Regions from separate parts of the Homo sapiens genome. Here regions 1 and 3 are each linked to region 2. A link is a contact called in ENCODE Hi-C or POLR2A ChIA-PET data. All regions are on one chromosome and are shown on one strand. The core of a region is the stretch at or near the end of the contact, and the rest is flanking DNA. Distances in the headings are between cores, read along the strand shown.

The links. Hi-C counts contacts between places; a loop is a spot of excess contacts on that map. ChIA-PET counts read pairs that join two places held with the same protein, here RNA polymerase II (POLR2A). Pooled maps may share reads with other maps.
Region 1: a loop to region 2 is called in a map of A673, with 2.3 times the contacts of the local background. The contact joins two enhancer-like sites. A Hi-C loop is called at or near these places in 1 of 168 maps with a recorded cell type or tissue (A673) and 2 of 50 pooled maps. POLR2A ChIA-PET finds 5 or more read pairs at or near these places in 2 of 52 experiments (H1 and HCT116).
Region 3: a loop to region 2 is called in a map of Caco-2, with 5 times the contacts of the local background. The contact joins two enhancer-like sites. A Hi-C loop is called at or near these places in 1 of 168 maps with a recorded cell type or tissue (Caco-2). POLR2A ChIA-PET finds 5 or more read pairs at or near these places in 1 of 52 experiments (activated CD4-positive, alpha-beta T cell).

Annotation. Positions count from the first base shown.
Region 1 is chr10:29,302,865-29,306,384 of GRCh38, reverse strand. All of the region lies in intron 3 of LYZL1 (lysozyme like 1), which reads right to left. Among named protein-coding and RNA genes, the nearest start is that of LYZL1, 16 kb to the right of the region's middle. RefSeq lists an enhancer at 3,455-3,520. Within about 2 kb of position 1,629, at least 5 of the 41 ENCODE cell types and tissues checked have a DNase peak (open chromatin) inside an H3K27ac peak, as active enhancers do.
Region 2 is chr10:29,063,527-29,067,026 of GRCh38, reverse strand. All of the region lies in intron 2 of LOC107984174 (a long non-coding RNA gene), which reads right to left. Among named protein-coding and RNA genes, the nearest start is that of C10orf126, 220 kb to the right of the region's middle. Within about 2 kb of position 2,171, at least 2 of the 41 ENCODE cell types and tissues checked have a DNase peak (open chromatin) inside an H3K27ac peak, as active enhancers do.
Region 3 is chr10:29,255,337-29,258,665 of GRCh38, reverse strand. No RefSeq gene overlaps it. Among named protein-coding and RNA genes, the nearest start is that of LYZL1, 32 kb to the left of the region's middle. Within about 2 kb of position 1,350, at least 9 of the 41 ENCODE cell types and tissues checked have a DNase peak (open chromatin) inside an H3K27ac peak, as active enhancers do.

The DNA.
Region 1 (3,520 bases), core at 380-2,879, 240 kb before region 2:
TAGAGGCGGGGTTTCACCGTTTTAGCCGGGATGGTCTCGATCTCCTGACCTCGTGATCCGCCCGCCTCGGCCTCCCAAAGTGCTGGGATTACAGGCGTGAGCCACCGCGCCCGGCCAAGTTCCTTATTTTTTCTAGCTACATTTCAGATACTTTATAGCCACTCATGGCTAGTGGTTCTCATGTTTGACAGCACAGATGGAAGACATTTTCATCATCACGGAAACTTCTATTAGACAGCACTGGTTTAGAAAAAAAAGACAGTCATTAATTCACTAATACTTTAAGAAGGATTGGCTCTTAACTGTGGGATCACCAATGCTCTTAAGTCTTTGCTGCGTATTTTCTAAAATTTGTTTACAGTAGAAATGCACTATTTTTGATACCAGAAAAAAATAATTGTAAAAAATGCTAGCATAAAATGTTGCATTTCAGTAGAACATTGTAATACCAGATTATTTTGTTAACTCTGTTGGAAGTGGAATTTTCCCTCGAGCATGCTATTTCCCTGAGTTGCTAATTTTGTGGCTTTCTCAGTTCAGCTTCACTAGAAGATAAAGGTAGTGACAGATTTCTTTTAAGCAAATTTATTCTGAATGTGACTTAATTTTTATTTAAAACAAAATTCTATTAACCAGGAGAAAAACTGACAAAATATATCATCAGTAAGAGATAGCAATTGAAACAACATATGCAAATTCGCTGGCATTTGGTTTACAATTCTACAGTGAAAACTAAAGCTATATCAGCTTATAAAATCTCCTGCCTATCTTCTTGACATATAAATATTTCAGATAATAATAGCTATTACTACTAGCTTATGTTTTATAGAAATCTTACTCTATGTCAGGCACATGTTAAATCTCTTCACGCAAAATCTCCATCAGTTCTCTGAACAACCATTTCTGTGGGTACCATTTTATCCCCATAAACCAAGGTCACACACCCAGTTAATGAGCCTGTATTCTGATAGGGGGCTTAAATTCTGTTTTCCTCTGATCTCTTCTTCCAACAGAAGTCACTTAAGCAAAGATTCCTGCTCATAAAACACTATATGTTAATAAAGTTAATAATTAAAATATACTTTATTAATTTTTCAAGTAATTATCTATGAGGTTATCCAAATTTAAGCATTTGGTACCTGATACATGTTCAAGTTACTTAGAGACACTTTATTTCGGGTGCTTGATAAATGCTGAGACACTGTGGTTTGTGTTTGGAAGTAGTCTAGCATATTTTCTGGGAGATGTGGGTTTGGGGCGGTCTCTAGAGGTTGGAGGGACACAGATTATATAATACATAGTGAGGAGGAAGCAGATCACATTCTATTATTCTGGGATTGGAGGTCATCCCAGGCATGTACAGAAAGAGCACATTTTGTACTAGGGGCAGGGCAGTTTGATTGTGGATGCCCTGTAAGGATTTCTGGGACGGTGGGGCCATATTGGACCAGGAAGTGGACACCGAGTACAGTTGTTTGTCTCCTCCTACTTTGTTATAGCATTTAGTTGCGCAGTTGGGATGTTTTGAAAGTTGGACTTGACTGAATTTGCTTGGGAAAATATGTTAGGGAAAGTAGGGGCTGGGAAATCAAGAGCTCCCTCCTGCCTCCCAGCCCTGAGCACTGAGGTGTTGTTACAAGAAATAGCCACAGAAGGGCAGCAGAGGGGCAGAAATGAGTTCAGATGGCACTTTTTAAATGAGGACTCTTGCCAGTAATTGTTTCTGCTCAATTTACTTTAAATAGACAGTCTGTCCTGTCAAACATGAATAAAGAAAGGGTTATGTTGAACAGCAAAGAATCGTTTATTCTTCCACATCCAACAGAAAACAGCAACAATTTACACAAAAAGAGCTTCAGTCCTATTTTCAGTTATGTTAGTTCTACTTCAAAGTATCTGTGTCTCTCCTCGGCATCCTCCTGCCTCCCAAGTGAAATCTAGCAGCCACACACCCTCGATGTTCATCTCTTTCCCCTGTGAGATGACAAAGGCCAATTCAGATACCAGGGTGATGAAAAATAAAATTAATATAAGTGCACTAGACTACACTAGATAGAGAGTCAATAATCATTTTTTCCTCAAATGCTCTTATTTTAATGAAATCTGTGCTGTTGGGGGTAAATACTGTCATCACATCAGGCATTTTGTACACTGTGTGTATGTATATGTGTAGGTATATGAACGTGTGTGCTTATGTATGCTTTGTATATATGAATATAGCATCAATTTTCTGTCCAAATAGTTTAGGGAAAGTAGGAAGGCATTTTAGGAATACAATTTGGAATGAGAGTGAGGAGACTGTCCAGCTTCAGAAAATGGTCACGGGCTAGGTGCAGTGGCTCACGCCTGTAATCCCAGCACTTTGGGAGGTCAAGATGGGAGGATCGCTTGAGCCCAGGAGTTTGAGACTAGCTTGGGCAACATGGCGAGACCCCCTTCTCTACCAAAAACAAAAAGAAGAAAAAGATCATGAAGTGTATCCATGCTGTACATGCATATAACGTCACGTACCTTGTAAACACACCCTAATGCTAACTTTTTTTCAGTTTCCCATGACAAATGTCCCTACTTCTGTAATATGTGGGACAGAATGACATTGTTCTAATAAAAAACTCTCTGGCCTGAGGCTAAGGGAGGCCTTTCATGGAGGGTGGTTAGTTATAAAACCAACATCTTGTTTTCTATTTTAAGGCTATCCCCCAAAATCCCATGCTCTTCACGATAAGAAAACAGATATGAGTGTCCTTTTACCTCTGACCATGAACCGTCCAACACTTTAATTTCTTAGAATCTAAGATTGTCTTGCAGATAGACCTTTGCCCCAGGCTTCCTTAACTGGAATGAAACTGAACAATGTTAAATTAGTAATCTGCATTTAAAGTCCAACATGACCACGATGGAGTCACAGATTTCTCTTCCCACTGTAAACAACCAGAAGACTAGACAAAATAGATGAAAAATTGTTTTCGGATATGGACAACTGGCAATGCAGGATCATGATCTTTGAGAGAGAGAAAAACACAGTGAACCCTGTGACTGCCATGACTTTCTGCCCAGAGGAGCTCTGCAGACCAGGAAGGTAGAACCAGGCAGGGGATGGCCATCTAAGAGGAGGAGACAGACATCAGACGCCAAGGCAGCTCAGATTTTGTGGAGAATACCTGGGAGGCAGGAGCTACCCAGAAGAAGAGCAGCAGAAATCTGCAAAGGGATTCCACCCAGTCTTTGACTGAAGGCTAAACTGGGTATGCACAGGTAAATTTCCACAGGGCTAGGCAGAGAACTACCCCAGGGAACAGGGCAATTACAGACCTCGCGGGGCTGGAAGACATTTGATTTCTGACTAGCCCAAGGGAATAGACCTTGCTGAATCCTCAGCACATTCAAAAGAGACACTGGATGCTTAGTTATGCCTTGGTAGTGGGACTAAACTAGCCCTACCCTAAAAACTACTCCAGAACTTCACTAACAAAGTTTAAGAGTTACGCTGATCAGAATAAACTTAGCTGGTTGGAAAAGA
Region 2 (3,500 bases), core at 922-3,421:
TATCTGTATTCCTACAAATTTGATTCTCATTTTGTCTGGATGGTAATGGCAGTGTTGAGATTGAAAAGGAACATTTTATCAGTGAAAGGGCAGCATGAGCTTCTGGAATCTGGAGTGGGGACATGGATCAAGGAGAGACATCAAAGGATCATGGGTTCATGGGTTCAAGACAGAAGAGAGATCAGAAGGGTGTGTAACTGAAGAAGATGGACAGGGGAATAGAGAAACAAATAAAGGATGTATTCAAATAGCCATGAATAACCTTGTAAAAGCTTTATATCTACCTGGTAAGAAAATGTTGGCAATGAATTCAAACATAGGATCCCAAGAAAAAAAAACAGGTATAACAGTTTTCTTCTTTCTTTCTTTAGAGACAGGCCATCGCTCTGCCACCTAGGCTGGAGTGCAATGGCACAATCATAGTTCACTGTAACCTCAAACTCCTGGGCTCAAGTAATCCTCCTGCCTCAGCCTCCTGAATAACTAGAACTACAGAAGCATGTCACCACACCTGTTTATATTTTTTCAAAAAAATTTATAGAGATGAAGTCTCGTTATGTTGCCCCAGCTGGTCTTGAATGAACTCCTGGACTCAAGCGATCCTCCTGCTTCAGCCTCCCAAAGCATAGGGATTACAGGTGTGAACCACTGCACCCAGCCAAGGTATAATCGCTTTCTTCACTTTTAAAAAAATTGGATCAATATAGAAGCAGTTTCTTTAAAAGGATCTTTAAAAGGGGGCCTCCTCCCTCTGCACTACTTGGTCAGTTTATAAGTGCATCTGTGTAACCTTGGAACAGAAACAAACAAGAGCAGGCCCTGTATACACCCAATCTGATGTCAACTAGCTTGTTTGCCAACTTGAGGGTCCAGATTCTCAGCTACAAAAATCATTTGCCTCAACCCATTTCTGCACCCCTGGAAGACTTGTACTTTTTTTTTTTCAAACTTACAATTTTGTTTTTAAATAAAGAACAAAAAATTAGTTTAGAAGAACTGAACCATGTATAGAATGAACTATGTACCATTTATTAAGTAACCACAAATGATAGAAAGGCATAGCATGCTTGTTATGAACCTTTGCAAAATACATCAAGAAGGCCTGGACCATGTTCTTTTCCTACATCAACATCCCAATATTTCCTTCATCTATGTAACTGTCTTTATGTCTGTTCCATACTTGTCTATTTCCTCCTTTGATATGAGTTTGTACCTTAATGTGCCTTCCTATAATCACAGAGGATATGTTAGTAGCACAGACTTCTTAATTCCCATAATCAAAACTTTGTCTTAAAATTTAAACATATGTTATTTATCCTAGTTTTCATTGATTTGGCTAATACTCCTGATATTTGCTGCTAAAATACTGAAATTCTGGAGATTCCCTTATTTTATTTTATTTTATTTTATTTTATTTCATTTCATTTCATTTCATTTCATTTCATTTCATTTAGAGACAAGGTCTCACTCTATATCCCAGGCTGGAGTGCAGTGGTGCAGTCATGGCTCACTGCAGCCTCAACCTCCCTGGGCTCAAGTGATCCTCCCACCTCAGCCTCCCAAGTAGCTGGGACTACAGGCATGTGTGACCCCAAGCCCGGCTAATTTCTGCGTTTTTTTATAAAGATGGGGTCTCACCATGTTGCCCAGGCTGGTATCAAACTCCTGGGCTCAAGCGATCGCCCTGCCTTGGCCTCCCAAACTGCTGGGATTACAGGTGTGAGCCACTGTGCCAGGCTAGATTCATTTTCTTCTAAAGCAAATACACTCTTCCTTCTAAAAACTTTAGCTGGGCATGGTGGCACGTGCCTGTAATCCCAGCTACTCAGGAGGCTGAGGCAGGAGAATCGCTTGAACCCGGGAGGCAGAGGTTGCAGTGAGCAGAGATCGCGCCATTGGCACTCCAGCCTGGGCAACAAGAGCAAAACTCCATCTCAAAAATAAATAAATAAGTAAATAAATAAATAATAATAAAATGAAAACTGCAGCCTTCCTTGTACTAAATAAAGGAAAGAGTTTTTAAAATCTTCCTAATTTTTGGAGGGAAGACATCACATTTTAGTCTAACCTTCACCCCATTAATCATGTAAAAGTTATTTAGTTGGTTGTTTTGCAATCCCTACCATGAAAAGTTTTCTCCCCTAAGGCAAATGGGAGCAAAGGCAGTTTGCTTGCTGCTCACTGGGTTTTACTTTTTAACTCTTCAAGTTGCACTCTGTGGTGTCTACGTGTACGATTTTATAGAGCAAAAAATATTGTTTACCTTGGTTTACAGATTTCTAACTTGCCAAGTTGATACATTAGAGCACAAATTAATTTTCTAAAACCAAAATCCTTCAGACAAAAGGACGTTGAGATATGAATAGATGTCTGATTGCTCTAGTTCCTATCCAGACTGAACCTTTCTTATCCTGTTAGGCTGTGCAGTACCAAGGGTTAACGTGACTGTGATGCAATCTCTCAGACATTCTCCACTCTCAGACAAAAGAAGAGAATGAGAGTGCAGGGGCAGAAATGATAAGTATGGAGTCAGACAGTTCAAAGATTTGCAGAGTTTGAACAACAGTGGCGACCCAAGGAGGACAGATAGTGAGTCAGGAAAAGTGTCTGCAGTTACAAAGCACTTCCAGAAGGATGAAGTGTTATATCGCCCAATATTTTGTGGACTTGATCCATTGCTTAATCACACTCTTACAAACTGTTTTAAATTCAGACTACAGGAAAATGTGGGGAAAGCTTATCATAAAATAAATCAAAGGGAAAATTAGATTCACTTCACCAAAACTCAGCTTATAGTTATGAGTCAATGTGGGGGAGACCACACCATGACATGGATTCCAGTTGAAATCAGATCTGAATCCAGAGGTGTTGAGTTACGGAAAATCCAAGGCAGGGCACTTGCACCTTTTTTTTGATGATTCATTTTAATTATTACTGACTTTGCCATTGAGACCTATGCTCTAGGGTCCCTCTCCAATATGCATTGCCCCATTTCTTTCTTGCTAACAGTACCTCTGTTTTGCTCATCCTTATCTAAACAGTCACTTCCTTTCAGGGAGGCTGAGCTCTTTCTCATTCTTCAAGGATGAAGTTGAGTGATGTCAATAATCAAAGTTTTCTAGGTCCCCTTAACATTCTAGTATTTCGGGGGTTTTTTGTTTTTGTTTTTGTTTTTGTTTTTTGGAAGCAGAGTCTCACTCTGTTGCCCAGGCTGGAGTGCAATGGCGCAATCTCGACTCACTGCAACCTCTGCCTCCTGGGTTCTAGCAATTCTCCTGCCACAGCCTCCTGAGTAGCTGGGATTACAGGTGCCACCACATGCCCAGCTAATTTTTGTACTTTTAGTAGAGATGGGGTTTTACCACATTGGCCAGGCTGGTCTCGAACCCCTGACCTCAGGTGATCTGCCCGCCTTGGCCTCCCAAAGTGCTGGGATTAGAGGCGTGAGTCACCACGCCTGACTGTATTTCCAAAGTGTGGGGCCAGGGGATATCTGAAAG
Region 3 (3,329 bases), core at 101-2,600, 190 kb before region 2:
GTGTGTGTGTGTGTGTGTGTGTGTGTGTGTGTGTGTGTGTGTGATGTAGAGAAGGTTTGTTTTGCATCCCCCACTGGTCGTTTTTTTCTAGTATGGTTTCTACCTCTTGTGTCGTGCTTAGAAAACCTTCTCTTCTCGTAAAACAGCTATACAAACAACTAAATTTTCTCCTTTGATGATTTTATTTTAAATCCTTATTTTTTTTTTTTAGTCCATCTGGAATTTCTTTTGGTGTAAACCATGAGGTAAAGCTCTAACTTCGTGTTTTCTAGGGTCAACCTGTTATCCTGGCACAACTTAGTAATCATCTATTCCCCTCTAAATGACCTTGCTACCTTTATCATACGATACTGAATTTGGGGGGATCTGGTCTCAACATTCTACTCTGGTCCATTGACTTCTTTGTCCATTCTGGGGCTACTGGCATATTCGTTTAATTACTGCAGCTTTGTAATAGCACCTGGCACTGCAAGTCTACTGCTAGTCTTCTTGTTTGTCTTCTAAAATACTTTATTGGATTTTCTCATGTGTTTAGAGCTCCTCATTATTCAAGGTGTTAGTATGAATTATGGTCGGTTTAGTAAAGTCAACCCTGAGCAGCCTGGGAAAACTGTCTGCTCTCTTGGCCTTGGGTGCCATAGATTAAGGAACCATTCCTGGATTCTTGTCTACCGAGTATTTTTACAAAGTTGACACTTGGGGTGAAATTGCTGGACTGTTCCCAGAAAAGATTGACCTCGAACTCATGAAAGCATCTGGGAAAAGTTGACAAGGAGTTCCAGTCATCAACACATCCTGAGTTTTCTCCAGAAGGGGATTAGTTCATTCATTCATTTTTCTCCTGAAAACACTAAGATCCTGGCTTCACCATCTCACAGAGACATGGCCAGGATGACACAGACACTGGACACACATTGATGTCACTAGATCCTTTTTTCCTCTGGCTTCTTTCACATTAAAGAGTCTCTATTTTTAGTACAGGACGAAGGGTATTTATAGCTGTAGTTTTCCAAAGATCAGACACTGTGCCAGGTATGTGGTTAAGACAAGGGGCACCCCGCCTGATAAAGTGCCATGCATTCCCGGGAGCCAGGGTGATTTTTCCTCTAATGACACTTTCCTGGTGGCTTCCCTGCTCCATTCCATCATTTTGATCCATGTGCCAAATTCCTGGGCTTGACACATGTAAAGAGATAATTCACATGATCCCCAGCTTGTTTTTGACTCTGTTTCTTAAAAAAATGCAGTAAAACTTTATAGTATGACCAGCATGACTCAATGTTGTTTCTGGATTTCAAAATATTGAGGTTAGATGTGCTAATGGTTTGCTCCGGAGCTACTTTTACAAGGCAAAGCCAGGGCCCCTCTTGCCAGCACATCCGAGCAAGAAACAGCAATGTGTTCTCAGCGCTAACCTTTCCCCCCAGAGCACGCCATGTCTTCAGCTCCAGAACCCGGAGAGTGCAGCTGTGGAGTAGGAGTCAGCCCTCGTGTATCACCTCCCACTCCAGATCGTAAATAAAAATAAAACGTGATTCCAAGTAATCTTGTGCTATTTCTGCAATCCAGTTGGGAGCAATGGAGAATGCATCTTTTTTTTTTTTTTCTTTTTCTAAAAGCATCTCACTGGAGCAGAATTCTCCAGAAATATTTAAATATCTGTCTTATTCTCTTTGCACATTAGCTATCTGATTCAATCTCCCCCTTTCTCTTTTATTATCTCCTTTACCCTAATGGCAGGCAAGGTCAAAGAGAATGAACTTAGTTGCTAGAAAATAATCTCCTTGTTTTGACAAGAAAAGTCTTGGTTTCTCTGAGAGTTTTATTTTCTACAAATGCCATAGCATTTATCTCACAGAAAGGAACTGTTACAGATCCCCAGAGTTCACCTTATCTCCTAAATAAAACCCTTTATTTATGAAGCGAGCCTTGTGGTATGTCTGGACTCTGCTGTTAAATTTTTCTTCCTTTTAATGTAAAGAGAGAGGACTTTGTTTCCTACCTTAGGGGGATTTACTCAACTTGCTCAATAGCTGGCTTTAGGCAGGACAGCTCACATGGGCACTAATGAAAGTTACATTTCTGAAAACCTCTGCAAAAATAAAAACAAAACAAAAACAAACAAAACACTTGTCCACTTGAGCGTTTCTCAATGCCTTTTCCTTTGAACACTTTTATTTAAATTCCCCTTGCATTCAAACTTCTTTGGAGTTCAGGTGTGGGAAGGCGGAAGACTGGGTAAGGGTGGTGGTCATGGAATCATATTGTTTAAATTAAAACCTTCTGGTGCTGAAGTGGCATGTCTGTCCCCCTGCGAGTCACTTGCACATCTCAGTAAGCAGCTTTGGCTGTCTTAATATTTTGCCTAACATCTTCCGTCAATGTTCCTGTTTCTAGACAAGCTTCTGTGTGTTTCAATTACATGAATTACTGGGATTTGCTTGGAAACAAACTTTTCATGACATTTAGTAAAGCTGAGTAGGTGGGACTGTGGGCGAAACCCTCTTGAAGTTTGCGGTCCTTCCGTAGGACACACGGTTCATAAATTGGAAATTAGATTGGCTCGTGGAGAAGGTGGGGTAACAAAAAGAAGGAGTTGAGCTACAGGCACCCCTGAAATCTTTCCTTTAATTGGAAATGGAAACATGCCATGAGTCACACAAGACCCTCCTAGTCTGATTCAGAAAATTTACAAGATCCCAGCTAACTTCGAGTAGTGGGTCCTGACCCCCAAATCAGGGCAATTGAGCACATTAAACAAAGCTCACCATCTCAACCCCTCACAACCCCTACTGTCCAGGCTCTCTCCCTCTCTCCCTACATCTCCCCAACAGAGAGGACTGGCAAAGGAAATAAGGTCTTCCAGATGCCAAAATGTGACATTACATCCATTAAAGTCAGTGTCTGAGGAAGGAAATGAGTGTCTTTGACAGGGTGGCTAATGGAATTTGTATTAAATGGGGTGTCACAGAATGAGACTTCCCCAAGTGACATGAAGTGGGCATCCAATCTCTATGGCCTCCAAATTTTCACCTATAAAATGCAATACATTTTGCCTCTCTGCAACTTACAGATACTTGTGAACAAATTAAGAAGCTTCTCTTTAAAAACTAGAGCTGGGTCTTACTCTGACATGATTTTAATATTGGTATATCTCTTTAGAAGGGAAGAAAATATTTATCCAAATTCCTCGTCTGGGGTGCATTGGATTTCAATTTTTTATCCACTGATTTTTTCTTTGATATATAAACTTTTCCCAGATAAAACAATATTACTTTTGCTTATCATACCAGATGTCCCAGTGTTGGGTTCAGAAATTAGGGTTAATA